4 separate regions of the Mus musculus genome follow, and regions 1, 2 and 3 are each linked to region 4. A link is a loop called in an ENCODE intact Hi-C map of the cell type or tissue named here. Cell type or tissue: heart. All regions are shown on one strand.

The links. Hi-C counts contacts between places; a loop is a spot of excess contacts. Peaks named below come from ENCODE experiments on the same cell type or tissue, not always from the same donor. Only the 100,000 strongest peaks of a DNase experiment are listed, where the experiment ranks them.
Region 1: it touches region 4 in a loop (9-fold over the local background); 24 of 42 quality-filtered maps call a loop at or near these places.
Region 2: a loop joins it to region 4, with 9 times the contacts of the local background. A loop is called at or near these places in 18 of 42 quality-filtered maps.
Region 3: it touches region 4 in a loop (2.3-fold over the local background); 4 of 42 quality-filtered maps call a loop at or near these places.

What each region holds. Positions count from the first base shown.
Region 1 is chr7:130,471,926-130,479,925 of GRCm38, forward strand. The region is part of intron 8 of Ate1 (arginyltransferase 1); the gene reads right to left. Among named protein-coding and RNA genes, the nearest start is that of Ate1, 44 kb to the right of the region's middle. In heart, CTCF peaks have their summits at 4,237 (motif pointing left) and 7,272 (motif pointing left); no DNase peak of the experiment used is centred here.
Region 2 is chr7:130,377,047-130,385,046 of GRCm38, forward strand. It overlaps Gm33771 (a long non-coding RNA gene), which reads right to left. Exons shown (of 3, transcript XR_378532.3): 1 at 2,774-8,000; 2 at 1,419-1,972. Among named protein-coding and RNA genes, the nearest start is that of Gm33771, 8.9 kb to the right of the region's middle. In heart, a CTCF peak has its summit at 3,906 (motif pointing left); no DNase peak of the experiment used is centred here.
Region 3 is chr7:130,174,903-130,182,902 of GRCm38, forward strand. It overlaps Fgfr2 (fibroblast growth factor receptor 2), which reads right to left. Exons shown (of 18, transcript NM_010207.2): 11 at 7,739-7,860; 12 at 5,463-5,573; 13 at 2,773-2,963. Among named protein-coding and RNA genes, the nearest start is that of Gm39096, 84 kb to the left of the region's middle. In heart, a CTCF peak has its summit at 4,296; no DNase peak of the experiment used is centred here; H3K4me3 peaks cover 507 bases; H3K27ac peaks cover 1,301 bases.
Region 4 is chr7:129,650,058-129,658,057 of GRCm38, forward strand. It overlaps Gm33122 (a long non-coding RNA gene), which reads right to left. Exons shown (of 5, transcript XR_869975.1): 1 at 7,823-8,000; 2 at 3,792-4,105; 3 at 3,010-3,231; 4 at 639-1,499. Gm51499 (a long non-coding RNA gene) reads left to right here and starts at 1,280. Exons shown (of 3, transcript XR_003946877.1): 1 at 1,280-1,711; 2 at 1,955-2,104; 3 at 2,566-3,051. In heart, a CTCF peak has its summit at 3,848 (motif pointing right); a DNase peak (open chromatin) is centred at 3,844; H3K27ac peaks cover 353 bases; H3K27me3 peaks cover 1,140 bases.

The sequences.
Region 1 (8,000 bases), 820 kb after region 4:
TACTGGGTCTGCATTACCATTCTCAGGACCAGGACTATATCCCCACTACTGTACTATGTGCTGGATCTGACGACATGTCTCTGCTGGACGATGAAGAGTTATTTTCTTCTGAAAAACCAAAAATGGAAAATCTGGGGTTTTCGCTATTTTTATTTGTGTATTTGTAACTTTAATTAATAAAACAGTTCTTTGTTATCTGAAACCACTGTGTTTGACATACTGCTAAAGTTTCAGAACTGAAGAGTTTTTACATGTCTGTTCATAATCAGAAAAGCTTTTACTTTTATTTCTATAATGATTCCCCACATCCAGGTGATATTAAATTGCATTCAAGTATGAGCTCTGTGAAGCTGATGTATAGAGATAATCAAGCAGAAAACAAGCTCCTTATAGGAACTAACAGCTTAGAAGCAATTTTAAGAATTCAAGTAAGTATACATAACTAAGGTGACTCTCTAGATAAATCCACTGGCATGAAATTTTTAATTTAAAAAAAAAGTATTACCTTCTTATATTTATAAGCACTATCACTGGATTTAAAATTTATGATAAAGGACTTACCACAAATGGTTTTAATAAATATATACAGAAAGAAAAGAGCTACTATTACTATTGAACATACAGATTTTCTTTTAAAATTAAATTGTTAATACTAAGTGCTTTGCCTTAATCTGATTTTTGTGTATTTTAAATCCTGACTCTCTCAATAAAAAGACTTTACAAAGTAAGGCTCTTTCCAAACGGTATACCAAAAGTAATAGAAGTCCAAACGTGGACTCTCCCAACTAAACAGTGTTTACTGAGCACTACGACCCAACCTTGGACTGCTCAGTGACTGGTCTGAGCTTCCTTCACTGCTGTTCAACCGGCAACTCCTGCTCTTACAGCCCTTCTTACAGGAACACATATTCCATGGTGACATAGCAGACTGAGAACTCAATGAATGCCGAGATCAAACAAGACTGATGTCCCCATGGAGACTAATCCACCCCAGGATTTACTATTCAAGGTTTTTCTGAAGCATTCACGCACAACTAATGGGCAATGAAAACTGTCAGGGAAGATGACCCTAATTTTGAACACAGCTAAGAAGGTCTTGGGAGGAATGATGAATAGTTCTACTCGCTGAAGGAAAGCTAGCTAACCCAGCAAGAAAATAGCTTGAACTTTTAAGATCCCCAAACTAACTCAAGTGTGTGCAGAAAAATCTTGAACAAGACAAATCTGTGGCTTTTTTCTATTCAGTGTTTGAATTTCTACTTTAAGCGTGCTTTCTTTAGTCTCAAAATCCACTTTTACATTTTAGTCACCCTGGGGTCCTATAAAGGAAGACTTCAGTGACTGTCATTTCATTTCACAAAGCAATACACATCTCCAATTTCTACTGTCTCAACAATCACGTGATGCCCAAAACCTAACTGAGGAACGTCAACCTCCTGACCAATCAGCTTCAGGAGAACTGTCTGGCCACATATGCAAGATGCTTGCATTGTACTCACCACAGCAAACTCAAGACAAGAAAGGATGTCTTCAGTTCAACTGTTGGGCCTTACTGGCAGCTCTGCCCGAGCCAGAACTGCCCAACAGGCCTTAGATGCAAGGGAAGGGAACAGCTATCAAAGGACAATCTAGTGCTTTTGTTCCAGATTTCTAATTGGTGCCTTTGAGTAATAACACTCCCAAGTCAAGTGTATGGGACACAATCTGAAACTATAGGATTCTTTCCTTACATATACAGCTACAAGAAACAAAACCCTGCTCCTCTCTGGTTTGGCCCAGTGGTTCAAGCCACAGCCCTGTCTTCCTCTTCTGATTATCATTATCACCAACAGACTGCTGGCCATCACCTACAAATAACTATGTTTTCACTAGGTCCCTCCTGCTTCCTGCTTTACCTCTTCAAATAAAGCTGGGCCTAAGTAATAGACTAAACCAGGTAAAGCTTTGCTCCCACCAGTTCACTGGCTGGCCATCTCCACAGCGCTCCAACTCATGCCAGCTCTCAGCACATCTGCTCCTCAGGGTACTCCACACTTAGGGAAATTATCCAAACTCCAGCTTAACAGCTCAGCCCCTTCCCTTCATGTCTCCATGGCTTCTTTCAATTCTCTCCCTCCCACCACTTCTCTTTCCAAATTCTGGCCGTTAGCAATACCTTACCACAGGAAGCTGCCTCACACTATTATGCTGACATAAGAGAAGTGAAGTCCCTGGGTCCTCCCAGAGTGTTTGCCTAAGTCTCTTCAGAAAGCCAAGCAGTTCGCCATTCAAAAAATCTTGAAAAATGGTTTGAAAGCTTTTATTCATGGCTTGTTAGCTAATATTATGAGGATTAATAAAATAATGCTAAAATATTAATTAAAGCATATCAATTTCAATACTGATAAGTCACAGAGAGGAAAACACAGCAGAGTCTGCGTCTGACTCATGTCATCTATTACAGTCTCTCTAAGATCATCCCTGCTCCTTCTGATTGCAATGACCATTCACCAGCTGACAGAAGTAAAATTCTTTCTGGCTTCTGGCTATTATGAATAATGCTGGTATAATCATTCATGTATGATTATTTATGTGGATACATATTTTTATTTCACTTAGGCATAATCAAAAGAAGTTTTGAAATTATAACGTTAAATATGATATTTTGAAAAACAACTGAACTACGGCTCTACATTTTGTTTTCCTATCATCAAAATAAGAGAGTTCTAATTTCTCTACATTGTGCCAATCTCTCTCTGTCGTTTGATTCTATTCATTTAATGAGTTCATGGTGATTTTTCTCTGGTTTTAACTTCCATTTCCCAAATGAATATCAACAGACTGTTTCTCTGGTGTTTTCTAGACCTCTGTCTCCCCTGGAGAAGCACAACATTGAGTAACTTACCCACATTTAACTAGGTTCTACTGCTGTTATTAGAGTGCTATTGTATTCTGCTGGTTCTTGATGCCAATTTAATTACATTCTCCATCCTCTTCAATTTAGTGAACTTTGTAAAATACTCCAGAATATGCTCTGGCGTGGTGTACTTGAAAATGTACCGATTTGAAATATCACAATGAAGCCCATCACTTTGTATGCTAACTTAAATTTTAAAGGGGGGCAGTGAAGGAGATGTAGTTCAGTAGCAGAGTACTTGCCTGGGCTATTCCATGCCCTGAATCCAATCTCTAGTACTGGGAGAAACAAAAAAACAAAGAGGAACAGCTGGGAAGCCAGTTAAAGCAGGAATGCTTTACAAATGAGCCATGCTATCTGTAGTTTATGACTTGCTTGACTTCAAACGTGGCTTTTTGTCACTGAGGAGTATAGTATTGATAGACACCAATTAAGTAAAACTGTGAGCACATTGTTCAAGCCTTCTAAATTATCTCTAACTTCATCTAAATGTCCTCTCAAAGTATCAAGAAATTGTCCTAAAATGTTTAAGTGTCACTGATTTGACAATTTCTCCTTCTCCTTCACTTCTTTTAGTTTTTATTTTTACTTTGAAGGTGTTATTTTTAATGATTGCATTTTAGAATACACTTGATTTTTTGTTTCATTATGAAGCATCTTTCTGTCTTCAGTTTCTATCAGACAAAGACTACTTTGTTTGATTTAAAGACAGCCCATCCAATGTTCTTACGATAAATATTCATGGGAATAACTTACTGCAGCCTCTTACCTGTAAGCCATCCGTATCTTCATATTTAAGTGTAGAGCTTGCTTTTTATTCTTTTATCCAGTCTGACAATCTCTAATTTTTAAATGGAGTATGTAGTCCTACAGTGTAAAACAACATAACCACTGGCCACATATGGCTATTGAAATTTAACTAGAACAAAACTCTGAAATTTTTAAGTATAATGCAATAGCTATGTATACTCAAAAAAGTTTGAAACAATGCAAAAATAAAATTTCCCATGCAGCCAAGTTTGATTTAGGCTTTTATATTTAATGTAATAAATAATTGGACTTAAGAGGGCCATCTTGCCATTGGTCTTACAGTTTTTTATTTTTGTTCCAGTTACCTTATTTGACTTTTTCTACTTTTTAAAATCTTTAATGAACTGAAAACAATCTACTACTGTATCTTATCTTCACTATTGGATCATTCACATTATCTCTCTGTAATACACATAATACACATCTCATAATGATTTTCACAAGGGAACAATTTTGCCTCTTTGGAACTTTTGGCAGTCTGTCATCATCTACAGGACTGTGCTTATCATGGTGAAGAGTGCTACTGGCATCTAGTGGGCAGCAGCAAGAGGTGCAGCTAACTTTCCAACAGTGATCAGAGCCACACAGCACCTCCCAACCAAGTGAAGTGGTAAGGCTCATAAACCCTGCTCTCAAGTTCAGTAAATCTATCTCTAATTACCCGCTTCCTTCGTGTGAGAATCTTGAATGTGAGCATCTCACAACTGTGTCATTCTGTCTCCTTCCCACCTTGCTTTTCCTGACTCATATTGTGAGATGTGGTTCTCAGCTCCTAGCTAGTCTGATCTACCCGTCTGCGCTCAACTTTCATCATGAGAGGTAGATACTCTGTGAGAATATAAAGAATGTGATAAGCACAGTCCTGCATGTTACAGATGCTAGCTTCTCAGTAAGTATTATAACTCCTAAGAGAGAGGACTTGAATCTGAAATGAAGAATCAGAAGGACATACTTGAAGAGATGCCCAAGTGTGTGTTAACTTGTGCTGCAGCTTCCTCTGTTCTCTAAACATGACAAGGAGACCACAATCTACTGCACTGGCTGGCAGAGTCTGACTCTGAAGAGAAAGTCAGGAATCTCTTGACCTCTGATACAGAGTCCCATTTATTTACCTGCACTTAACTGAAGACATCTGTAAGCGGTGCCACACAACATGTAACTCAGACTCAGAAATATCTCTAAGTCAGAAGTCCCCTAAACCTAGCAGGTAAATGTTCATCAGCAGCTACACACAATCACACAAAATTAGAACTATAATAGAAATGCACTGTCTAGCTTGACAACATGATAAAAGGTCTTTTCCCATAAAGCTTAATGACTGCAATTGGTCTTCATGAGTGAAAAGGGTTAATCCCACAGAGAGAAGTAACTGACTCTACACACATGGTCCATTCAAATGACAACATATCAGATTACTGACGTAATTACTATAACCTGACAATTTCATTAGATTCATGTGGCAGTTAAATGGCTAGGACTTACAACAAAGGGACCTGGCTCACTCACATGACTTCTTATGGACAAAGTGAAGCTTAAGGTTGGCTATGTGAACTTCAAGTCTCCTACATTTTACTGTCTTTGCTGGAATTATTCTTGTTTTTTAAAATTAGGAAAGTGCCTATCTCTGGTTAAAACATAAGCTTAACAGTAAAATTAACCATGTAGAAGAGAGGCTTCCAGCATTCTCTTGCCTTGCTTAGGATTGCCTCTCAGACAGTGTAGTGAAATAGAACCAAACCCTGACTGAGCTCAAAGCTACTGAAGGAGATTTGGGGATGGCTGCCATTCGAAGGGCAGCATCTGTGGAATTCCAAGCTAATGGACTATCAAGAGAAACCCTCAAGGTATTTACTACCAGAGAATCGTGGGCGGGGTGATGATTTTTAATTATTTCATCTTTCTCCTGTATACCCATAAGCCTAATAAAAATTTGTCTTAGAAATCAACTTTGCCAAGAAGCTAGACATCTCCAAATCACCAAGAAAAGAAAACAGAAAATACTAACAAGCTGTCACTCAATTCTGGTGATGATGCTCTTCCTTCACACTTTCCATCAAAGGCTGCAGGTTCCATATACTCAGCCAGTATTTAACCAGAGTAGTGACCAGGGATTTAAAGACCTTCAGTGGTTGGTCCACTGTAGGGTAGTAGGTAAACTCCAAGCCCTTTCTGCAACTAATAACATCCAAAGGTAAAAAGACAGAGCTTCTGGTCTCAAGTAGGCTCGGTCAAGCTGAGAAGACAAGAGAGCTAAGTATATTAAAATACAAACAGTAAACTTCATTTGCTGTCAGATGAGTACTGTCAAGTTATGAATAACTAACCTCATTCATCTAACCTCACTCAGTACACCAACTTCATTCAGTCATCTCTCCATCTATCCACCCATCCATCCATCAACCCATTCAAAAAAGTATTTACTTACGCAGTACCTACTATAATATAAACATGGAGAAACAAGGTCCTCTTCTCACTGAACTTACATTAAAGAGAAATTAATTGGTGAGACCCATTTAAAAGCATTTTTGCAAATGGTCAATATCATCTAAATCAGCAATTCCTAACCTGGGGTTGTGACACCTTTGAGGATCAAATGATCCTTTCACGGGGTTCACATTATCAGACATCCTGCATATCAGCATTTACATTTGACTCATAACAGCAGCAAAATTACAGTTATGAAGTAGCAATGAAATAATTTTATGGTTGAGGTCACCACAACATGAGGAACTGCGTAGAGTATCACAGCATTAAGAAGGTTGAAATCTCTTATATTTTGGATGTGAGCCTAGCCTTTAACAGCTGAGTGGGCTGCAGAGATGGCTCAATGGTTAAGAGCATTGACTGCTCTCCAGAGATTCTGAGTTCAATTCCCAACAACCACATGGTGGCTCACAACCATCTGTAATGGGATCTGATGCCCTCTTCTGGTGTGTCTGAAGACACCTACAGTATACTCACATATAAATAAATCTTTAAAAAAAAAAAAAGAACCAGGGATACACAGAGAAACTCTGTCACAAAACAAAAAAAGAAAAAAAGGAGAAGAAGAAGGAGGAGGAGGAGGAGGAGGAGGAGGGAAGAGGAGGAGGAAGAAGAGGATGAGGAGGAAGAGGAAGAGGAGGTTGAGAACCACTAATGATCTAAGTGTTAACTGACCTGGGATGTGGATCTTCAACTTCAGCATCCTTTCTAAAATCCTATACATGGAAGCAACTCTACCTAACATAAGTGTTTTAAGCTACATTTCTCATATTACTAAACATAATTACATTATCATTTATCACTTGTACTTATTTTATCAACTATTTATAACATTTAACATAATTTTATTCAAAATATCCAAGATTTTTATTGATTCTAAAATATTAAATAACCCTTTTAGTTTTCCTACACTGCCTTAGTTTTCAAAAATTTATTCATTTGTGTGTATAAGAGTACATTTGTGGGGCTGGAGAGATGGCTCAGCGGTTAAGAGCACTGACTGCTCTTCCAGAGGTCCTGAGTTCAAATCCCAGCAAGCACATGGTAGCTCACAACCATCCTTAACAATATCTGGCGCCCTCTTCTGGAGTGTCTGAAGACAGCTACAGTGTACTTACATATAATAAATAATTAAAAAAAAAAAAAGAGTACATTTGTGTACTTCTATGGATGTGTACTTCATGCACATCTGTTGCCCAAAGAAAACAGAAGCGGGTGTTGGATTACCTGGAAATGGAGTTATAAATAGTTGTGAGCCACTAAGCAAATGCTAGGAAACTTACTCAGGTCCTCTGTAAGAGCAGCGAGTGATCCATCTTTCTAAGCCCTAAATTACCTTTAACTACATTTATTTTCATGTACAAAATTAAGTCTCGTTATACAGCCAAACAAAATTTTCTAGCCTTTTCTGTCTGATACTTCTCACTTCTACGGTCAGAAAGTACTTTCTCAACTTTGGCAGATAACAGAATGTAAACTGTCTCCAAGAGTCTCGTGATTTCATGTTTCTACTATATTATTTAAAATTTTATGTTTCCTGTACTATGCTCGGTGCTGACCACAAATCACTTTATTTAATTATAATAACCTTGTGTTCCTCCCATTTTCAGATTGGAAAGCAGCAGGCCAGAGAACTTAACTTGCCCACAGGCCCCTCACATCCCTCTCAACTCAGAGCCCAGCACCCTTTCACTGTCACTCTTTGCTTCCATCTTAAGACTGAGGGATTAGAAAATGTGACCAAACCAGCTTCTCTGATATGGTCCACTTCCGCTGGTGATGATTCAAACTGGTCATAGGTCATCACCCA
Region 2 (8,000 bases), 730 kb after region 4:
CTTAGAAGGTGGAAACAGTAGGCTCTCAGATTCCAGATAAACACAGTCTACTAGTGAGACACTGTGTCAAACAAATAAGGAATCGAGATAGGGCTACATTGTTTCCAGATGATGGGGGAAACTTACCTGGCTTGTTGACTCTGGTGGTGGGCTCCATTTCTTTTCCCTTTCCCCTCCCTCCCTTGTTTCTCCAGTCCATCCTTTTCATCCTTCCATTTTTGTGCATGTATGATGTATATGTATGTATATGTATATGTATGATGTATATGTATGTATATGTATATATATGATGTATATGTATGTATGTATATGTATATGTATGATGTATATGTATGTATATGTATGATGTATATGTATGTATATGTATGATGTATATGTATATATGTGTATATGTATGATGTATATGTATATATGTGTATATGTATGATGTATATGTATGTATGTGTGGGAGTCAGAAGACAACCTTGGGTATCAGTTCTCCTCTTCCATCTTGCTTGAGACAGTCTAGTTGGCCCATGGACCTTCAGGGATCGCCTTGCCTCTGCCTCCCATTTTAGCACAGGAGTTCTGGGATTGTGGATGTGAGCTGCCACGCCGAGCTTCCACGGCAATCCCTTTCCCCACTGAGCCATCTCCACAGCACTGTCCTGTGACTTTTGGGACAGGGTCTCACTCTGTAACTCAGACAAATTCACCATACTTCTGCCTCAGCCCTCCCAAAGCCTGGGATTCTAACCACGTGGCTGCACGTCCAGCTTGAATGCTCCATTCTCATCCTGGAGAGCGAGTCTTCTCCTTTTGGAAATGGGAGATCATGGCAGCTCCTCGGGGTCCATCGAGGCTGCCTCAATGGTTCTCAGCCACCATTTGCTTACATCTGTGGTTCTGCACACACTGACCCTCTGTGTGCACTTTCCCTACATAGCAGTTAAATCACACTGCTCCCTGTACATGCCCAGGTCTTTTGCCTCCAGCAGGGCTGGGGCTCCATTCCTTCTGCCTGGGTGGCCCGGTCCGCTTTCATCTCTAAAATTAACATCAGGTCCAAGAGCTCCTCTCTTGGGATCCCTCTATGCTTTCTTGAGGATACAAAGGATCTCACTTGTACTCTTAAGAGTAAGTTTGCATTCCATCTCCTGGTCTTGAGTTCATCCTCTGAGACCTGGAACTTCTAAGGAGAAGTCATGGTGGCCACTACATCCCCACATTTTTCCAGTGACTCCTGGTATTGATGAACTCATGGTTGCAAGCACTCAGCACATGTTTTTTTTGACACTACTTCAACAAGGCCCTTCCAGCTCACCCTGTTCAAAGCATCCTTGGTGCTACAAGCACCATCTAGCAGTCTTGTTTATGTATTCCTTCACTGTAAATGGTTTGGGTTCCCCTAGCATGTAACACTAATCTGTCTTACTTACCCCAGTGGCAAGGACGGTATCTGGCAGGACAGATGCTCAGACAGTTGTTGGGTGAATGGATCAGTAAGGAAATGAATGCCAGCTGGGCATGGTGATATGCATCTGCCGCCACCAGCTAATGGGGAAGCTGATTTGGGAGCGTATCTTGAGCTTCTGAGTCATGAGACAAGCCTGGTCCACATAGCAAGACTTCATCTCAAATCAGTAGTAAAAACAACATTAAAACATTTTTTAAAAAGGGATCAGATATAAATAAACAAGTAGATATACTAAGATTTTTTTTAAAAGAAATGGATGAATAGAGTTGGCATGTGTACTTACTTCTTTGCACAGTGCTTATGAATAACAAGCAGGTTGAACACCTCGGACCCCTAGGAGAGGCATCAGTCCTCGGGCCCCTAGGAGAGGCATCAGTCTGCATCAGAAAGATGTATTGGATTAGTGTTAGCTCTGTCTGTCCAGCATGTGCCCTGGGACCACATCCTTCTTGCAGGACAACTGGAAATAACATGCATCTCTACTGGACGATGTGGACTCCTCTCTGTGCCCAAACTCTGAAATGAAATGAAGAGTGCATGTCAGGCCTGCTCTTGAATGTCTCAGTAGCATACAAGAAAAGTGGCATTCCTGTAAAAGTTGCAGAGGCCATGGGACTTTAGGGCAAGTTAACGCAGTAATGAAACCGCCAGTTACTGTTTAGCTGGATTTCAACAGCACCCCGTCCCAGACGTTATCAAGGAATAGCAGAGCATGAGAAATTCCAAGGGCAAGTGGAACCGGAAGAAAAACTCTTAGCAGGTTTGAAGCTGTCTTCTGCATTTGTGGGGGCAGACTGGCAAAGTTTCCTTCCTTCCCTCCCTCCCTCCCTCTCTCCAAGATCTCCAATAGATGTCAGTGGCCTTTTCTCAGGGTGAAGCATGGTTCACAAGAGCTCCAATAGCTTTGACGTCAACACTAGAACATCTTGGCTTTCATGAACTTGAACTTATGAAGAAAAATTCAAATTAGGTGGAGATTATGCGGATCCCCTTTAAGCATGTTTTGTTGTTGATGGTGGTGGCGGTGGTGGTGGTGGTGGTGGTAGAAGTATATGAAGACCAAACCTAAAACAGGCCTGCTCACAAGTACCGATTTCCATACTCATTAGGCCAGGAATTCATTACGCAAAGCAATTGTTCTACCAAGAGCCAAATGCCCTCCTCATATGTATCCTGCCCTGCTCAGGGGTTTGTCCCACCTTTGTTTGTAGGAGCGAACTTGTATTTGGTCCCTTCTCTTGCTTTCATCTAGACAAGCAGCTGAACATGAAGGTCCCTTAGCACACATGTCCACATGTTGCCTGCATACCTACTCACCTATCTGTCTACTGGGTCCAAGTGACCACACAAGCAGGCAGAACAAAAGGCACGCCCCTTGGAGATGATCCTTAGTAACTGCACATCTGAAAGCAAACAGATTGGTACTTCCCTAGGGTTATAAAGCAACATTCTTTTATATGCCTTAAATTTACAACTTCCCTTTATGGGTGTTTCCGATATTCTTAATGCGTGAAGAGCCTATGAAATTCAATGTGGTCTAGTTTGGTCTCGCTTCTTGGGAATGCTTCCTAGACATTCCCCAGTGCTGTGTCAGGGAAGAGCAAACCCAGTCTGCATTCTGGATGTTAGGATGTTGGCACTCACATGACACACAGGACTCTCAAATGAGCCCAGTCTTGCGCTCATTTGACAGACACTCACAGGCACCATTCCCATGGACCAGCTGTGACGTTGACTTCCTAGGCTCCCTAAGAAATGGCCAAGGAAGAAGGGATTTAGGTAGTGAAGACAATGGAGTGCTTCTGAGAAGGCCTGCTGCAGACTTTAGAGATTTGAACTCATGGAACTGGAAGAAATGCAGGCCTGGTGGCTGGGAACAGGCTTCAGTGAGGATCAAGAAAAAACAGTGTGGAGAGAGACAGCTGGGCTGGATATTATGGGGTGCAAGAATGAAAGATAAGCCTTCCAGGATGGGTGGCCTTATCCTCACTGGATACATGGTAAGGACTTGCTGAGGTATAGAGGATGTGCTGGGCAGATAACCCCAGTGTCTGTATACTGTGGCTGAAGAAGTGTGGAGACTGACTGAAAGCTGACTACCAAAATCCATATCCCAGGGGGGTCAGGCTGCCCTAGCCCAACAAGGTTGGAAGTGCAGAGGGCACCAGAAATGAGGACGTTACTGCACTGCGTTCCACGGGGGATAGCAACTGAATCGTGAGATTCGCCGTCACAGCGTCCTGAGCTTCAGAAGAGTGCATTCAGGCCTATTCAAGTCTGAAGAAAGCAAAGCCAAGCCATGAAAATCAAAATTGATATTAAAAACCTAGACCCAGTGAGAGCCACCCAAAGGCGCTCATTTGCATGGACAATCAGAAGTGGGGGGGGGTAGGGGGGGACCAAAACAAACAAGGGAGTTCCTTCTGCCCCCTGGTGGCTTTGGGGAAAATTGAGGAAAAGGGCAGAAAGAGAGTAAAATCTTCACTCTGTACCCAATGTCAACTGAGTCAGGAGCTGTCTGAACAATGAAGATGGCAGAGAGCCTCCTCCCCACAGCAGCGCATCCTGTTGAGGCTGGAAGAGACTGCTCCTCTCCACTGGACAGTGCCCGCGGACAAATCTCTAGCTCAGCTCCTATGGGGAGTTGGTGAGCTGCATGTGCCCTGTGAGCCGAGCATTGGTGCCAATGCCAATGGCCCGCTGCCCCAGAGGCTGGATGCCCAGCTCAGCACGTAGTTGACTTCACCTCAAATGAGGCTACAGCAAACGGCTTTAAATACAGAAGCAGTCTTTGGGGACATCAGTTACAAACCCATTTTTTTCCCAGGGTCATTCTATACCTCTTTCTGCTGCCCATTTAAACAGCCATCTGTGGCACTACACGATGACACTCCTCCATTCCAAAAAGCATGTGTCTGGTTTCCTGACCTACTTAAGATAGCTTTCGGCTAACCTGGGTGGCTCAGTGAAACACTAATTTCAAGCTGCAACGCCTCCTCTGGAATATGCCTGCCTGCAGATGAATAATACAGAGAAGGGAAGAAAGCAAGAACAGTCGGGGGCAAGCTGGAAACAGTCGCAGGCATTTTCAGTTCGAATATAGCAACCTGCTGAGCAAGGCAATCCCACAGCCCATGAAATGGGGCTGATTTTCCAGACAGCCAGTTGGCTGGTTTTGTCTCCAACAAAACAAACAAAAATATGCATAACTGTATGAGGCCTTAAGCTCATTTTATCCTCCCCCACCCATTATGCCACAGGGATCCATGCCGAGGTGCCCTGGAGTAAGGCTCCGCCTGGGCTCCTATGAATAATTGTTTATGCATGTTCTATTAGGGAAAGACAGCCATTAGTAAGTGCTTACCATTTTAACACTGGTCTGTTCTTTGTGAAGGGCCATTTGAAATGGATCCTAATTACATGGTCTCCGAGACCTGTTTCAGTCTTGTGAACGTGCAGATAACTGTAATTATCCAGTAACAGAGGCTTCTTATTTCTTAAACGACTCTGAATGGCAATGTTGAAATGGCACTGGGTGTTTCTTAGGTTAAAGTGAACGCATTTTAACCATTTCCTGGACAGCTCAACAATCTTAGCTCTCTGATTAGCTTGAAAGGACCGTGTGCTCAAGAGCCGTTGGAGATACGTAAGGCCCCAAACACTGGAATAATGACAGGCTTAACACTTGGGTTTTTGTGAAACAGTCGGAGAAACGGGTCAGCGGTTAACAGCACCGTGCTGCTTTTGCAGAGGAGCTAGGTTCACTTCCCAGCACCCACATTTGGTGGCTTGACGCCATCATCTTTAACTTCAGTTACAGGAGATCCGATGCCCTCGCCTGGCTTACATGGGCATTGCATGCACACGGTGAAAATACACACGCACACGCACACACACACTCATTCTCTCTCTCTCTCTCTCTCTCTCTCTAACACACACACACTCATTCTCTCTCTCTCTCTCGCTCTCAAACACACAGTCATAAAACCTAAAACTTTTAAAAGCCTTTCTTTAGGGGCTAAGGGGTGTAGCTCAGACAGTAGAGTGTACACAGAGCCCTGGATTTGATCACCAGCACAGCATAAACCAGATGAGGGTGTAAGTCTGAAGCCCAATCCCTGGAGAAGTAGAGGCAGAAGAATCAAGACTTCAAGGCTATCCTTCTTGGCTACATATCAAGTTCAAGGCCAGCCTGGGCTACAAAAGACACAGCAGCAAAAAGATTTTTAAGGGGGGGGCTAGAGTAATGACTCATTGGTTAAGAGTACTTACTGCTCTTACAGAAGATCTGGGTTCAATTCCTTGCACCTACATGGCAGATCACAAATGTGTAACTCCAGTCCCAGGGAATCTAATGCCCACTTCTGACCTCAGGGGGCACCAGACACTCATGTAACATTTTTTATATATAATGTGTGTGTGTGTGACACAATATGATATATATCATATGATATATATTATATATGTTATTTAACATTATTTATGAAATAATATTATATATCACCCATATACATAAAATGAAAATAAATATTCTTGAGGGGGTGAGATAGCTCAGTAAAAAGCATTTGCTTGTAGAGAGAATCTCTCATGTACTCTGTGAAAGTATCACCTGTCAATAAAAATCTGATAGGCAACGAGCTGAGGCAGGCTTAGAAGGTGGAACATCTAGCAGAGAGAGACAGGAATTCTGGGAGTCAAACACAGGAGGTTCACCACTTGGACTTAGAAGAGACAGATATCTGAAACAGAAGAAAAGTAACCAACCATGTGACACACATGGAATAGAATAAGCAGGTCACACAAGTTACAAGCTAGTTGGGGAACAAACCCGAGCTTATGGCCGAGGCATTTATCCATACATAAATAGCCTCTAAGTCATTATTTGGGAACTGGGGCACGGGTGAAAAGCCCGTGGTTACTCTTGCTACCAACCCTGATGTGCTGAGTGTAAACTCCCCAGGCCCCGCATGGTAGAAACGGTGGAGAACCTATACAAAAGGGAACCCTGGATGCCCCAGTAACACAACCATATCCTACTAAGGACACTTTACTAGAGTGTGAGATAAAAAGCAACAGCATAAGCCAGTTGCAGGAGAGGAGATGGAGAAAAGTAACAAGAAAACCAGGCCTGTTTGAATAGGGTCCAAGACAACAGGCACACCCCGCACTGGAGATGCATGCATGGTGGATGAAAGGGCTTCAGAGAAAGAACGAGACTGTCCAAAGGGAAAGCCTGTTACTAAGAAAAAGAAAACACTCCCAAGAAGAAGAGTGGGCTAGTGACCTCTGGGGAAAGCTCCAAGAGCACTGGGCCACTAGGCACATGACCCATCCTTGACCTCTGTGCATACGCTCTGCTCAGTAGATGAAGACCAGGTCTGGAAGAGTTTCAACCTTTTTCTGCAGAAGAAGCCTAGAAATGCTCTGATTGAATGAAGCCCAGCAGGAGAGGGGCTTCTAGTCTTTGTTGGCCAAAGGGCTTTTGTTTGTTTGCTTGCTTATTTTGTGACAGGGTCTCTCTGTAGAGCCCTAGCTGTCCTGGAAGCCTGCCTCTGCCTTCCGAGTGTTGGGATCAAAGGCATGTGCCACTGCTGCCTGGCTGTTATTCTACTTTTATTTACGTTGTGTATTTACATGTGCATGTCCACATGTGTCACCGTGTACACGTGAAGGTCAAAGGACCTTGCAGAATTTGAGTTCTCACCTTCCATCATGTTTGTCCCAGGAAAACAATTCTGATTACCAGGCTTGGAAGCAAGAGCCTTTCCTTGCTGAGCAAATCACCAGCCCAGGCTCTCATGCTACTACTCCTGACGTGAGGTTTCCAGTCTATCTTCTTGCCTTAGTCAGAAGGCATGTCTGCCCAGGCTCTCCATCCACAGGTATCCACACGATCAGGTACAGCAGGGTGGCATTAATGCTTATCTTACACACAGCCGTGGCTGGCCAGGCATGCTGTGTCCCCACCCATGAGCTTGTCATCTCTCATTCACTTCCACATTCCCATTAGAAAATTCCCACCAAGCCCATGCTCCTTCCTCTACTCTAAGTCCTTTGGATAAAGCATTCCAGTGAGCATTAGTTATTTAGACATTTTAGTCAGTAAAGGGTCTTTTGTTTTTCAGCTGCACATGTGCGTGTAAGTGTGTGTGTACAGAGGCCAGAGGTCAACCTCAGGCATCTTCCTCAATGGCTACGCACTTTGTGTTTTGAGACAGGGTCTCTCGCTGACCTGGAACTCACCAATTAGTCTAGAACGCCAAGCCAACAAATCTGAGGAATCCTCAATTCCCTACAACAGCACAGGCCTATTCTAAGCTTGTGTGCCCGACTGACCCATGTTCTTAGCCCCTCTTTTTGAGATGATCAATGTTCCAGATGGTACAATGGCTGGAGAAGCTTGATTTAGATGAGACAGAGACAAAGATGAGACAGAGACAGATGATACTGATACAGACGATATAGAAGCAAAGGCGAGACAGATGATACTGATACAGATACAAATCATACTTAAATAATCCACAACATAATGGTTTAGGAAACA
Region 3 (8,000 bases), 520 kb after region 4:
TACCATCTTGCTCACTCTCTATCCCAGGAAGCTGGAAAATACCAAGAGCTAAACAACTACACGGTGTCTGGCCAATGTAGGCTCTCGAAAGGTGGCTGGCAGTCAATGATCACCATGTTATTTGTAAGGACACGTCTATGCCTCGCTGTTTCTGCAACCCCCAAATGTACTCATTCTCTCTTTGCAAAGTTCATGTGACAGCCCTTGCTCCACTTTACCTACTGGCTGCAACCTAAAAAGTCCACAACACTGGGGTGGGTCAGAACCATGAACATAGTTGTGGACCAGCACGCTCCTTCCCCGACTCTGAACAGGGACAGACAGCTGATCTCAACTTCAGCCCAGAAACCCTTTTAGTGGCACCAGGGGTGACACTCTCTGCCTCCTTCATCTCAGCTTCTCCCTAATTCCCACCATATGGAAGTCACACCCTCCTCTTTGGCCTCATAACGATGTGTGGCCCTTCATGGTTGAGCTTCATCCTCTGGCTTGCTGTTGACAACTTCTCTTAACTGGCTCTCAGAGATGTTCAATGCAAGCTCTGCATTTCCTACAGAAATTACTCCCTGCCCTGCTTCCTGGCTCCTAGGTCTTCCTCCCATTGGGAAGGTTCACCACTGTTCAGTTTCTCCAGTCAGACATTCTTGTCTTTGATCACTCTGCTTCCCCTAATCAAACTACTACCATGACAGCAGAACTTGCCCAGATTCCAACTACCAACTTCTTTCAGTGTCTTGGGACCTGATAAAGTTTGACCCAAAGAGGAGCTCAGTGATTGCAATGTACCACACACAAGAGCAAACTGTAAAGCATACAGGACCCTGAGACTCACCTTTGATAGCTCTACATAGCCCCAAGGGCCAAGCTCAGGGTCCCAGCCTTGCACTGTAAGGCCCCAAATGAAGAGGGGCTTTATTGAAATGTCTCTGATAGTTTATACACTTACTCTTTAATTCCACATTTACTGGCATCCCCCCCCCCCCACTGTTACTCATGACTCCTGTTTTGAGAAATCAAGAATGACACCTCACTGGACAGCCTGGCCCAGAGAACAAGTTCCTGGGGAGTCTTGAGGACTAAAGAGGACTAAGGAAAACGAAGAGCCAGTTCTACCACTGCCCCATCAGCAGCAAGCCCACTGCATGCAAGCATCCCCCATCTCCTACCAAGAAGGACACACAGCAGCAACCAAGCCTGGAGCTGACAGGCTGCCTACGGCTGACTGCCCGGCCCAGGGTTCCATGTGCAATAGTTCAAACATGTCAAGAGGAAATCATGCCACAGCTATCCACATCTGCCAGACATTAAATCAAATACACATATATGTGCGTGTACACATATAAACACATATACAAACATGCACATACACACATACATATATATATATATGCACATGCATGTATACATATACATAAAATGCAGACATCTTGGTTCCTCAACATTTCCTAACCTAAAACCCAAAACATTTGCAGTGTTGGTGAGATGTCATGAGTGGAAAGTTTCAGATCATAAACCTTTGTTTTATGCATAAAATTATGAAGGATACTATGGCTATCCTGAAGCTCACTTTGTAGAGCAGACTGGCCTCAAACTATCTCTGCCTCCCGAGTGCATGCACCACCACTGGCCAACAAATGTCTGTTTCTCCTTGATAAAGATTTTCTCAGGGGCACCCTGCTCCCACTATGTGCACACACACCATGCATGTATAAAATCAGAACTCAAAACTCTTCAAATTTGGCTTCTTAAACCCTCTATATCAGAAAGTTTTATAGTGGTTTCAAAAAAAAAAAAAAGAAAGAAAGAAAAGATAAAAGAAGGAAAACGTATAAGCTATAAGCTGTAAACTCTCAAGAAAATAGAAAAAGAAAAAAGTAAATAAAACAAAGCACAACTTGGAGCACATACTAACTCTAAGCCATGTTCCCAGGTGATGGAGAGCAGGCTGAGAAGCAGTATGTGGCACCTGTGCCATCTGACCAGGTCACCTCACTCACTCTTAACACTAATGAAGCCCCTGGGGGAATCCAGATTAATGACCCTTCTAGTAGGCCAGGCTCCAAGTCATAGAGAAGCGCCCCTCCAGGGGATCCTTTGTCTTTGGCAACCTGAGGAGTTAGAGACAATGGAACTGCAGCAAGCTCCACTCCAGGTAGGAGCCAAGCATCTCTATGGGAAGAGCATAAGTATGGAAGTGAGGAAAGGTATCTTAGGTCCTCTGAAATCCCCATGAAAAGTCTGAGCACCTGCCTCACAGCTTCCAGAATAGCTGGAATGCTTAGCGTTCCATTGTAAGTGGCTGGCTTGGAATGCCAGCCATTTACCTCAGGGGACCTGGCCAACTTCTGACCACAGAGTCACCGAAGGAGACAAAATAAACAGATATCCCAGACTCTTGATGTCAAAAATACTTCTGTGCTCAATCTCCATTCTCAGATCATTTAATTCCACATCGAGCTCAACGGTCTAAATTTAACACCCTTAACTGTGGTCTAAGCTCACTCGATCGAAGCCAGGTCATCCAGGAGCATCTCACCTGCCCTGCCTCAAAGCAGGGTCCGCTCTCCGGCAGTTGTTATGAGTTTGTGAGGCTGCCTCTGGCCTCTCAAGAGTCCATTAAACCAGAACGTGAATAACACCACAAATATTTTCCAGGTTGTATAAGACAAGTGAGGACTAGATCAAGCAAGTGAGCACGTCTGAACCACCCAGCTTCCTCAAAGACACTTAACCGGCATTTGCATCCAACCAAGTGGAATGGGAAGGACTCACTTTTTGGGAAGCCAAGTACTCCATGCCTCTAGCCAGCTGGTAGGTGCAGGACACCAAGTCCTTGAAGGTCATCTGCTCCTCGGGGACACGGTTAATGTCATAGGAGTACTCCATGCCAGGTGGCCTCCGGGCTCGGAGGTATTCCCGGAGGTTGCCTTTCGATGCATATTCAACTATGACGTAGAGAGGTCCTGTGGCAGAGGGGAGAGGCTCCTTAAAGCAGGGAAGGCTGGAGGAACTATTCCGGGGTGACTCAGCAAAGGCTTTGGTCATTACAACCTAGAGTGGATTTGTGGTGCTGAGGAGTAAACCCAGAGCCTCGAACACAACACGGTAGTAAACGCTAAATAAGTATACCATCACTTGAGGTAGCCCCAACCTTTTTCTTTTTTAAGGTTTTACCACTCAGAAAGGCACGGATAACTGGGAGCACCTCCATTTCTAATCTTTCCAAAATGATGATCAACACAATAACTTCCAAAGGCTTAAAGAAATAAAAGACATAGTTGTAACAACTTTCCTTTGAATGCCCTTCTTCCCTCTAGAGCAGTGATTCTCAACCTTCCTAATGCTGCAGTCCGTTAATACAGTTCTTCACGTTGTGGTGACCCCAGCCATTAAATTATTCCATTTCTACTTCATAACTGCAAATTTGCTACTGTTACGAATCATAATGTAAATATCTGTGTTGTCTGATGGTCTTAGGGGACCCCCTATGGGGGTAGAACGACTCACAGGTTGAGAAACACTGCTGTCTTCCTGGAAAAGCAATGTCCATCAGAAGCATGGCCATTCTAAGTCCCTTGAGCTCCTTTGTGTGTGTACGTACATGCATGTGCATATACATATATTGTAAGGATAAGTAAATACTAAATCTATAGGATGAAATAAAAGAGAGAATTTAAATGGCTTCAAACAGCCAGAGCAAGGGGTTGGTCCAAGGGTTGGAGAGAATGGTCCCCAGGCCACATCCCCACATCCTGCCCGATACTGGTCAGGGTCATCACATTTTATTGTCACACAGTCACACCCATTCATTTCTCTATCATATAAGCTGTTTGTTCAATACAATGGCAGTGACAAGTACCTGTAACAGAGACCACAGGTCCACAAAAGTCTAAAATACCTACAGTAAATAATACTGGAAGAAGGTTCCAGTCTCTGCACACCTAAAGAGAAGCTGCGCAAGCATTTTTCAAATCTACTCATCACTGTCAAGCTGATTTCTAAAGTACCAGTAGGCACTCCTGAGAGCAGCCAGGAGCTCACTCCCCAGGGGGTGGGAGATGGGGGAGGGAGGGGAGACTGCACTTTTCTTCCACTCTCTCTGTGAAGCTATTCTGCTCAGCCATCTGCTGCCTAAAGCAAGACAGGATTCCTCAGTCCCCATTTTGAGAGAACTTCTCAACTAAAGCATACTGCTCTTCTCTTATTTTAAGAAATCTCTCTTAGCCCCATACACAGCAAGAGCGTCAGCAGAAATTCCTTTCCAAAGTCCCCACTTCCAACTTTCCACGCCCCCTAGAGGGCAGACACAGACCTGCTGTGTACCCATGGCTGGTAATATCTTCCTAAGGGTAGAGTTAAAGTGACTTTTAAAAGTTGTGTCTGTATGTGTGGATATGTTTGGATTTGTATATGCAGATACACGTGCAGGTATGTATGTGTCTATGTGGCAGCCAGAAGACAGCCTTGTTTTTTAGACAGTCTCTCACTGACCAGGAACTCACTGAGAAGGCTAAGCTAGGGGGCCAGTGAGTCCCAGGATCCACCTCCCTCTGTCTCCTCCTTAAGAGCTCTTTTTTTTGTTTGTTTGTTTTTGTTTTTTTTCGAGACAGGGTTTCTCTGTATAGCCCTGGCTGTCCTAGAACTCACTTTTTAGACCAGGCTGGCCTCGAACTCAGAAATCCGCCAGCCTCTGCCTCCCAAGTGCTGGGATTAAAGGCGTGCACCACCACGCCCAACTCTTTTTTTTTTTTTTTTTTTTTTTTTTTTTTGGTTTTTCGAGACATGGTTTCTCTGTGTAGCCCTGGCTGTCCTGGAACTCACTCTGTAGACCAGGCTGGCTTTGAACTCAGAAATCCGCCTGCCTCTTGCCTCCCGAGTACTGGGATTAAAGGCGTGCACCACCACTCCTGGCAAGAGCTCAATTTTAAATATGGATTCTAAAAATCCACTTCAAGTCCTCATGGTGCAAGGCCAGCCCTCTATTGATTGAGCTGTCTCCCAGCCTCTACTTTTGTGTATTTTTGAGAGAGTCTTCCTAGGTATCCCAGACTGGTATCAAACTTGTAACTCTTCTGTCTCAGCATCTTGAGTGCCTGGGATAGGTGTGATGGGAAAATGCATTCTTTTTTTTTTTTTTTTTTTTTTTTTTAAACATGAAGTTAATTTTTTTTTTAATTTATTTATTATTTATTATACACTGTAGCTGTCTTCAGACACACCAGAAGAGGGCATCAGATCTCATTACGGATGGTTGTGAGCCACCATGTGGTTGCTGGGATTTGAACTCTGGACCTTTGGAAGAGCAGTCGGGTGCTCTTACCCACTGAGCCATCTCACCAGCCCGGGAAAATGCATTCTTGAGATGCTCTAAAAGCAGAAAGCCAAGAGCCCAGTTGTTTCTAGTTGAAGCCTGGCAGTCAGCGGTGTGGTGTGGACAGAAAACACACCCTTCTCGTACTCACCATCCTGCGTGCAGGCCCCCAGGAGGTTGATAATGTTCTTATGTTTCCCAATCATCTTCATCATCTCCATCTCTGATACCAGATCAGACAGGTCCTTCTCTGTGGCATCATCTGTGAACACGAATTAGACAAGCCATTAATCAGCTGGTTTCTCCCAACTCCCAAGCTATCACTCTTGACCATCAAACTCTTAGAATACCGTGGAGTTGAATTTTAGAGCCAGAAACACTTCCCCATCTAATCAGTGAAGAGATAAAAGCTGAAGCCGGTGAGTGCCATGCTCAGTAACAAAGAGATCACCAGAGGGCACATGGGCAAACGTTGGGACCAAATCTAGGCCACAAGACCAAGGCCAAGTCTTTCGAAGTGAAGTACTTGATTGTGAATTAACCCCACCCTCTGATGTATCCAAGGTACCTTCTAGAAAGCATGTCAAACTTCCTGATGCACCCCCAAAAAACTCCAAGAACAATGGGGAGAAAGCCATAGGAAAAACATTGGGAACCACTAGAAAATTTGTTTTTTACACAGCAAAAATTCCAGAGCCTTTAGCTTATTCAAAGTTAGGTCCAGGCCCATAAGCACATCTACAAATGTGTGTGTACACAGAAACAGTCGAGTGAGCAAAAGAGACCTCTCTAAAGCTCCAACTACCACCTTACCAGAGATACAAGTCACATCTCACATACATGGCACATACGTGGCAGAGGCCCAACACAACATGGATTCACAGAGAGCTTCAAACAAGAGGAAGAGCATTTCCAGGGTACTGTGCTCTCCTCTCAGTTAGTTCTGCTGTCGTTTGGATTCTTGTAATGCTAGGATGCAAACCCAGTACCATGTGCACACCACGCAAGTGTTCTGTCACTAAGCTAATTCAATACAGAAATACTTAGAAAAGAAAAATCTGAGCTAAAAGAAAAGCAAAAGGGTTAAAAATGAAATAGAGGCACAGGTATCCAAAAATCTATCCTGACCAATACAGAGAAGAGGGAAGAGAGGACTATGGACAGACACATGGCTCAGTACACTTGTCTTCCTTACACCTCAGCCATCCTCTGGCTGTCACAAAGAATGTTGAAAAGGCATGTCCTCTGACCACGATGAAAAGGATGGTGGGTGATCTTGCTTAAAGGGAAGGGCCAACCCCTAAACCTCCCTTTTGCACTAGCTCCAGGGATCTCAAAACCAGAGGTTCTGTGGAAAGCAGTATGATGCCTGATCCTTCCCAACCCACAGCTTCCAGTAGGTACCAAGGGCTGCCTCTGCCCTGGTGCCCCGATACTTGCTATCTCCTTCCTGGTATCAGTCTCCAAAGAAAGGAACATCCCAGATTTCACTGGGAGTCTCAGGTCAATAACTAAAACTGACAAAATGAACCATGTCCTGGCCCTTTGTTGTCTGCATCAGGGAGGGATGTGGTAAGTGTCCTATCAAAGAGAGAAAAGGTCGGACTCCTGAGAACATGCCACATCCCACAGGCCCGGGACAGACTTCTCTGCCCACAAGCCAGGGAAACATTGAACATGGCTCCTTTCTCCTTTCTGAGATTCCCCAACAACAGGATTTATAATGTGACCTTTCCCTTTATCTCTTCGATAAAAGAATACCCATGCAAGGATAAGTTAATAGTTGAAAGCAATTTAAGCTCCTTGGGCGTCATCATCAAGCTGTGTTAGAAAGGTTGTGGATAAATTCCCAGACCCCCTCCCCTCCCCTCCCCTAAAAAAAAAAAAAAGAAAAGAAAAGAAAAGAAAAGAAAAGAACAAAGCGGGCATTTATAGCGTGGCATTATTGTTTACATGTCCCTGGGATTCTGCATCAGTTCCAATTGTTTGCTCCTTTTTGGCTTCTAAGCGACTCTTTGAATCCACATTTTGACATTCTGTCTCCAGTTGCCACTCCAACACCTACCTCTCCTTATTTGTATGTTAAAAGTCTGGGTCCAAAATTTAACCAGCTAAATAAACCCCCTAAACTTTCTAAACCCATGAACACACAGAAAAGAAGAGAATCGGGACCCTTTTCTAAGGAGTTAGAGACCGGTTCAGCCCAGCAAGCTACAACTTGCTGCTAAACTGGCTTTTCTTTTTAAGTACACACAGCTCAAGGTAAATCCTCCATCTCATTTGCTCATTTATCCTGAAAACCCCCTCAACCGCCAGGTCAAGTATGTGCTCTCTGACCCCACGTCCCTGCAGAGTTCACATGTCACAAAAGGAACGCTCGCTCCTGATAAGACCCTCTCCTCCCCGACCGCCCATCCGCCCACTCACCTTTCAACATCTTCACTGCCACGGTGACCGCCTCCTTGGGTTTGTCTTTATCGATTCCCACTGCTTCAGCCATGACTACTTGCCCGAAGCAACCTTCCCCCAGGGGTTTGCCCAGCGTCAGCCTAAATGTGTAAATACGGGATTAGCACACCGCGAGTCTGGCCGAGGGGCACAGGGAGGGAAATTCCAGAACTAAATATAAAAATCTTCCAGAGGCATGCATATGGAACCAATGAGCCTCCGATACACACGCAGGCTATTT
Region 4 (8,000 bases):
AAATCACTTGGGAGACACAGCCCTTGGGTGTGTCTGTGACCGTAGGTCTAAGGAGGTTCAGCTAAGGTGGAAAGGTTCATTTTGAAAGTGGGTGGCACCATGCCTTGAACTGACATCTTGGACAGAGTCAAAAAGAGAAAGCAAGCTGAGCACGGGCGTTCATCTCTGTTCCCTGACTGTGACAATGGGACACCTTTCACACCCCGCTGCATGCTTCCCAGACACAAAGGACTGTGTCCCCTTAAACCGTGTGTCAGAAACAATCCTGTCCTTTCCTTCCTTAAGTTGCTTCCCCATGTACCACAGCAGTGGGCGGCCTCCTGCCTGTCACCACCATCACACTTTAGATGAGGCTGTCACCTGCTGGACATCAAAGAGATCCGGGGAGAGGCACACAGACCTAAGGTTACATGGGCGCCCATGGAGGCTCCAGATCCAAGAGCATATCCCCATCTACGGACCCCCACAGACAGTCAAGGCCGCAGCATATTGTCTACCACTCTCAGCAGCTCTGCCGACTCCCCCAGTCCTAAGATCTAGTAACTGCATTGATGGCTGTGACCCCTGCAGGATCCTACAGGCCCCAAAGACTCTGTTTAGCACAGGTGTAAGTACTGTCATCCAGCTGGGACTCATACCTGTGACCAGCCTGGAACACAGGGGTGTGGGTCTGCAACTGATTCCTGCAGGCTGACGCTCCATTCTTTCACTGAGGGCACAGAGCGTTCAGGGACGGTAAGGCCCTGGGCCTTGGCAGATACCTAGAAGGGGTGGAGGGTGGGCAGGGTTGCTCACCAGTCACTCAGTTGCTCCGATTTTGGCCTCTCTCCAGACAGACAGAAGCAGTCTGGGGCCCAGTGGCCTGCTTTGGAGATGGGGCATGAGAGGGAACCCATTATAAAAGGGGAGGGGGTGTCGGGAGGATAGGAAATCTGCTCACATGGCATTTTCTGGGCACAATGCCACCCTTTAGAATCAGTAGAGGCAAGAATCTACAATTTAGCCACCCTCACTCCCATGGGTAACTTCCACTGTTGGGCTATGTGTGAGAGACACAATTTAGAAATAATCTTTTATTCTTGCAATGGACAGATATTTACAAAGCACTTCCTCTTGGCACCGTCCCACTCCTGCCCCTGACACTGTGGCACTGAGGCAGCTTTCCCAGGCAGTTTCCCAGAATTCCTCAGGCCTCAACCCTACTTCCTCCTTTGGAGTCATCTTTTCCAAAATGGCTGCCCCCTCCAGGTTCCTTCTCCTACCATCCTTTCTTGGATCCTTTCCCACAGACGCGCATGAACATCACTGTGCTTTTAGTTGACTGCTCTCAGTGCCTCCCCTCCTAGACAGAAGCCCCTCTCAGGCTCACTCTCACCTCTGAGGTGATGCTAAGATCACCTGTTTATCCTCAGGGCTGCTAGGATATAACATGCTCAAGAAATGCCTGTGGAATAATAAGAGAGGCCACTCTCGCACTCTCTTCCCATCGGGGCAGGCACCTGTTGAAGAAAGAGAGGATTTGAGAGGAAGGGGTCAGTGGGGTGGGGGGACATCGAAGCTCAGAGACTGGCATGGAGGGCTGCCCACCCCCGCCTATAAAAAGAGAAGCCCCTAGGAAAGGCATCGACAGCCCACCCAGAGCAGTGTCTCTGATGAGGAAGGACCAGTGTGGACGCCAGCATTCTTCCTGGAGCAGCATCTGTCTGGACAGGTAGAAGGGAGGCCCTGGTGGGTTCCTGGAACCTCTGCAGAGCATGCTTGTATGTACTTGCTCAGCTGGCACGCCATGAATTGTTTTGGGGCTGTCTTGTTAGGAGATTAAGTTTTCTTTTAAAAAGACGGGGGAGGAAAAAAAAAAAAAGAGTCTCTAGCAGGGGCCTGAGTGGAGCTGACCTCTGATGGCGGCAGAGTCTGACTGGCACTGCGTTTGTCTAATTAATCTTCTTGTCAACAGAGTTGTTCTCTGCTGGTGCCAGCCCTGACATCATCCTGCAAGCTTGTCACACCGGTTCCTATCCAGCTACAAAGGCCTCTCCTTGCTCCCTGCTCACACCAGCCAGCCCATCATGGACTGCTGTATTGCATATATCTGCGCGGCATCATGGTGAGGCTGGATCTCCAGGGAGGAGACAAGAGGAAAGAGAGAGGAGCCTTTCTGACTTAGAGGGGCCCTGTAGATCATGGCTGATAGGAAAGCTGGTCAGGGAGCGTGGAGGTAAGGGGCGTTTCATACTGGAAGGAGCCTGGTCACCACATGGAGCTAGGCACTGGCCTTTAGGCAGGGTTAAATTTCAGGGGGCACAGAATTCAATGATATAAAGAACATGGCTCCTTACTTCACTGAATTGCCCTCAAAATAGCCCTGGAAAATTTGGGTGGTAAAGCTGCAACATACACCTTTAAAGATCCAAGTAGGGATGTCACACTGACCCAGGCTTCCCTGGCTGGGGATACTGGTCACAGTGTGAGTTTGGGGACCTTAACTCAGGACTCAGACTTACAGAAAGAATGTAGGGCTCTTATGCCGGATGGGGCTCCCTAGGTGACCATGTTGCACCTCTGTAGGGACTTCTTAAAGTCAAATTCAGCCATACAAGCCCTCCCTGTTGGTGTCATTGTCAGTGTGCAATTTGATGTCCCTCAAGCACTCAGCACCACCTCACCTTGCGTGCCTGTCTACTCATTTGCCAGGTAAAGGTGGTACCGAGGCCTTCTCCTCCCCCACCCCCCCCCACCCATCCTATGCCGTTCTGGGAATTGATTCCAGGGCTGTCTATCACTGAGATACATCCTGAGTCCCCTTTGTACATTAATTTTGTGACAGAGTCACTAGATTGTCTAATCCTGTAATCCTCCTGCCTCGGCCTCCCCATGACTGGCATCCCAAGCCTGTGCCACCATGCCCATTCACCTGGCTTCTTAACCAAGAAAATCTGCTGAGACAGAAGACCAGGGGAGGGGAGTCTGTGAACTTGAACAGAGAAACATGACGTCATTATTTTTACTCACCTCTCGCTGCAGTTTAGCAGTTGATTCAATTACAAATCTAGGCAGAGTGCCCTGGAGTATTAGCATCGCCTGAGATGTTTTCTTTCCTCCAACAGAAATCACAGCTACTTTCATGGCATGTTACAATTGAGGCACTTATCTCAAAATATCATCTGGACTCATCACTATTTTGAGACGACTGTAGTTGACAGGCCCAGTCTTCAGATCTCGTTAACTCACAGTCTAAAAAAGAACATATATAGGATTATCTCACAATTTTAAAACATTTTGAAAACTGTGCTGAGTGCCGTGTGGGTGTGCTTTGCATTCCTCCTGTCTTTAAAATGCTTTTTTTTGCAAACACTCTGAGTAACTCGGGGCTTCTCCAGATTGCCGAGGGGGAGGGGGAGGGGGAGGGGGAGGGGGCGTCATCTAACTGCAAGCTTCTCTCATGTTCTCTTTCCCGGCTTCAATGCACACCTCCTGACCTGATTGATGCACAGTAGGTGTTCAGCACATTTTACTGACAGAATAAATGAATGGAAGCCAGTGTCTGAGCCTGTCTTTGTTCTGTGTCAGGAAACCATGTGTCTTTGAAGAAGCAGCAGATTCTGGACACCCTTACAATTCAGGTGCATCGGAGAAAAGCCCCGTCCAGCCCCAGAGCCCAGGCCTAATCAAAGCAGTATCTAATTGGCCCATTTCCTTAACTGATACAGCCACCCAGGCCTCCAACTCCCCGAGCATCACACTGGGGGATGGGGGATGTTCTCAAGAAAATGCCTCCATAATCCCAGGCTCACCTGGTTGGTCCTCTGGGAAGATCAGAGGGCGCGGCCCTTCTGCGATGCCCGTTCTTGCCACGAGATGGCGCTGTGGACCAGGCTGACCATCCTCTTAGTGCCTGGCTGAGCTGAATCTCTGGGAACATGGCTTTAGACTTCAGGCTTTTCGTGGGATGGGGTTTAGTTTCCATCTCTGTGGCCACAGGGGTCACGGTCTCCGACCTCACTGCAGCCCCACTGTGGTTAATCAGTAGCTGGTCAGTTATCCATCAGTTACCTATCAGTTACTCATCATCTCCAGACAGGTTAGACAGCACTGCGTTCTTGATGCCCTAGGGACAAACCACAGGATTACCCACTTTGGCACTGGACATCCACACACCTCTCATTTCCTCTTATTGGGGCTTAGCATAGGGGCCGTGAGCCAGGTCATGACCACCAGATGGATTCAAGTTCTAATTCAGCTATGTCTTGCTGACATCATTTTTTTTTCTCCCCGTGCAGCCCACAGGTTTGAAGGAGCCAGTGCTTCTGTGGACCAAGAACACCTTAGCTGGCATGTGCTCGCCAAAAGCTCCAGGCCAGTCATTGTCTGTGGTATTGATTTCCACAATGCTAGCCTCACTGTCTGTCACCCAGAAAGGACAATGTTCATCCCACCCACCCCCGTTCCTTTGTTCATAGGATCGTTATGGAATGAACATCTACAATGCTGTGCCCAGTCTGGCACTACACAAAAGACCAAATGAAGGTCAACCCTTGTACTGTTTATCCTGTAGAGGAACGGACGGAGTGGGCAGTTTAGCACCCGAGCCACCACCTCCTGCTGCTCTAATTGTGTCTCTGCCCCAGGTCTCAGAGGATTATGGCAGTGGTCCTATGCTCTGCCAGAGTCTTCAAGTTCTAGGTAAAACCTTAGCAGAGAGAGACATCCTTAGAGGGTGGTGAACATTCACCCTTAATTCCCTTAAAAATGACCTGGAAAAGCAAGTCCTGGATTCAAGCTGAAGTCACTCAGTTGGCCATGCTCCCTGCTTGCTGAGAGCACAGGGGTAGCCCCACCCCTTCACTCCCCAGCCCATCTCCAGGCTGCATCCTCAGTCTGGTCCATGTTATGTCTCTGGTGCATGTGGTTCCTAGCCTTACCTGGGCCAGGACCCCTGGCCACTGGGATGTGAAGGCCTCAGGCAGGCTTCTGTAAGCTGGCCGCAGGCCAGGGTGCCCACAATTAAGAGACTCATAGTGAAAGTAGATTCTTGCGGTTCCCAATCCGGGCAGAATTCCCTGGGTGTCTGGGGACAATCGCAGGCTGAGGGACTCCGAAGGCGCCAGTGTTACTGTTTAAAGTGTTATCGGCTTAATGAACTGCTTACGAAGTGTTAAATGAGGGCGATGAAATCCCAGCATCTGGGCCCCGCTTTTATTTGTAGACTTCAAGCTGGGCGCTTAGTGTTTGAAAAATGCCAATTAATGCTATCAATTCGAATTTCTAATGAGGACCAAGGAGGCTGTGTAGTCTTACCTGAGCTATTCCAAAATGCACCTGCACCCACAGAGACTGCAGAAATGGTTGTTGCTATTTGAGTAAGAGAGGAGGACATTGGGGGGGGGGGGTGTCACTGTACTCTGTGGCATAATCTGGTAGATTTATTTATTTATTCATTTGTTCATTTCTCCGTGCTAGAAGAAAGAACCACGAGTTGCCATCCACATAACATTTCCAGGGCTGACCTAGGAAGTTTGTTGTTGCTGCCCATTCGTTCCAGGTCAGAAAATAATAGACTGTGGAGGAATATTCCCTGGGCTTCCAGGAGGGAACTTTCTGAGCCACCCTCTAGTCGAAGCAAGCTGAATTTGGGGGAGCCGGAAACAATGTAGAATTACTCCCTCTCTCCTAGGGTTTGTGAGTCCTCTCACCAGTGTGACGTCAGTCCTGTACCTCAGCAGCCATGTTTCTTGCCTCAGACACTCCGCAGCGTTACCCCCAGCAACAGCATTCCAAAGCAAACTTTCCAGTTTCCAGGGAACATGGAGCAAATGTTTAAATCAGTCGAAGTTAAACTAATGAGAGGAAGGCAGAAAAGAAATCCCCAACTTTCTTCTTGCCTTGTACAGACATTGCTTTTAATCTGCTTCATGCTTTGGGGACCCTTTTATCCCCATCTTGAAAGGAGCGTTACACAAAGCGAGGAAGCTCGGCAAACGCGGAGGTGTCTGGGTACGGTGCTATGGAAGAGCTCTGACAAACTCACGTGGAGGGGAAGCAGAGGGTTTGGGGGATTTGGATGGAGCCGCCTGCAACCTGACCTGGAGCTAGAAAGATGCCCAGGATGGAAGCTTCACTTTGCAGATGGTGTGCCAGCAGCCCAATCAAGATAGCTCCTGAGAGAGCAGTGAGGGGAACCCATTCCTCAGCACGCTGACAGGTCCTTAATGAGCAGCTAGTAGTCTCATTTAGGGACATTCACCTGCCTGGGCACAGTGGAGATGATTAGATGAGAACCGGCCCTTTCAGGTTAGTACCCAAGGATCCACTTTCTAAAAGGAGAGTGCCTGCACAGATTAATTTTTGAGCCAAGCTGGTCTTGCAAGGCTGGGTCTCTTCCCTCACTCTGCTCTTACTGCATCCTCCACTGCAAAGCACCAGGCCGGGACGAGCAGAGGCAGACATTGAAGCAAGAGTTTCTGGGAGGTGCTCTGTAGCTCCATTATCATGGTAAGACAAGCCGGCTGGCTGCCTCGGGTCAATGAGAATTATGTACAGAGCAGGCCTGTAGTAGCCTGCAATGTTTCTTTTAAGAAATGTCTGGTAGCTTGATCCATCCCAGAATATTTTTTGAGAGAGTATTTTTAAAGTATTCTATCATGGGGGCGTGGGAGGCAGTGTATCGTAAAGTGTCGATGCCAAAAGAAACCACAAACAGATGGGCCAATAGACCCGAATGTCTCAGGCACAGAGATGATGGAGATAAGAGGTTACTATGTGGTAAAGATCCACGGAGAAAAGGAGATTAGCCAATAAGTGATAGGAGAACCAGCCATGTGGGAGAAATCAGAGATAATCCCCAGTTTTCCCCATAGATCAGAATAAATTCCACATATATTTAGCATCAGGTAAACCTCTACTCCTGGGGCAAGGACTTTTCTGAAAGAGATGCTTAGAAATAGATCTAAAAGTAGAAGAGTTGGGGGTCTGTCTGTAGAAATACTGACACTTTGAGACAGTGGTCATGGTAGGAAGGCCTCCAAGACCTCACCAAAGGGAGCCCGCAAGGTGGCTTCCTGGGTAAAGGCGTGTGCGAGGAAGCCCGGCACCTGATTTTGATTCCTGCAATAGACGTGAAGTCGGAAGGTGAGAGGCAACTGCGCAAAGCCGTCCTCTGTCCTCTGCACGTCATGAGAGGTACCCCTCCTCCACCCTCACGCACTAATAATTTTTTAATTTAAAAACATTGTGAGTAATCTTATTTCATGTGAAAGGTTATTACCAAACAAGAAAAGAGCTGGCCCAATAGTACTAGGGGGAAAGGCTGAGTGAGAGCAGAGATAGAAACTTGGAAGGAATTGTGTAAAAACCTTTAAATCTGTTAATTAAAGCTATAAATGAAAGCCAGGTGTAGTGAGTCGTGCTTGGACTCCCATTTGGGGAGATAAGCCAGAAAGCCAGGGCAGCTTGGGCTACACAGCAAGACCCTGTCTCAAGGCACACACATATACGCATATGAACTCATAATAGACGTGTAAATGAGCACTCGACCCCCCATCAGATCTCTGCAGAGTAATCCATTCTCATCCGTTGCTGCTGGGAGCTCACACTGCCAGCAAGTAACTTCTTTCATGAAGATCATGAAGACGTGTGTGCGTGTGTGTGTGTGTGTGTGTGTGTGTGTGTGTGTGTATGTGTGTGTGTGTGTATGTGTGTGTGTGTATGTGTGTGTGTGTGTGTGTATGTGTGTGTGTGTGTGTGTGTGTGTGAGTCTTTGATCAAAGCTCCCCTCCCCCATTCTCCTCTTCCACCCCGCTGTTTTCGGGTGACCCACTGAACTTACTTAGGGTTACCTGCATGAGCACGGATGAGAGGTTATTATGAGGAGAGGAAGAGCGACGGACAGGTGGACACATGGCCGAGGAACATGACTCTCCCTTAGCTCACCATAAAAACAACAGCAACAGCAAAAATCAACACCCCCCCTCAAAAAAAATCCCTGTTGACTCTCTCTTCAAAAC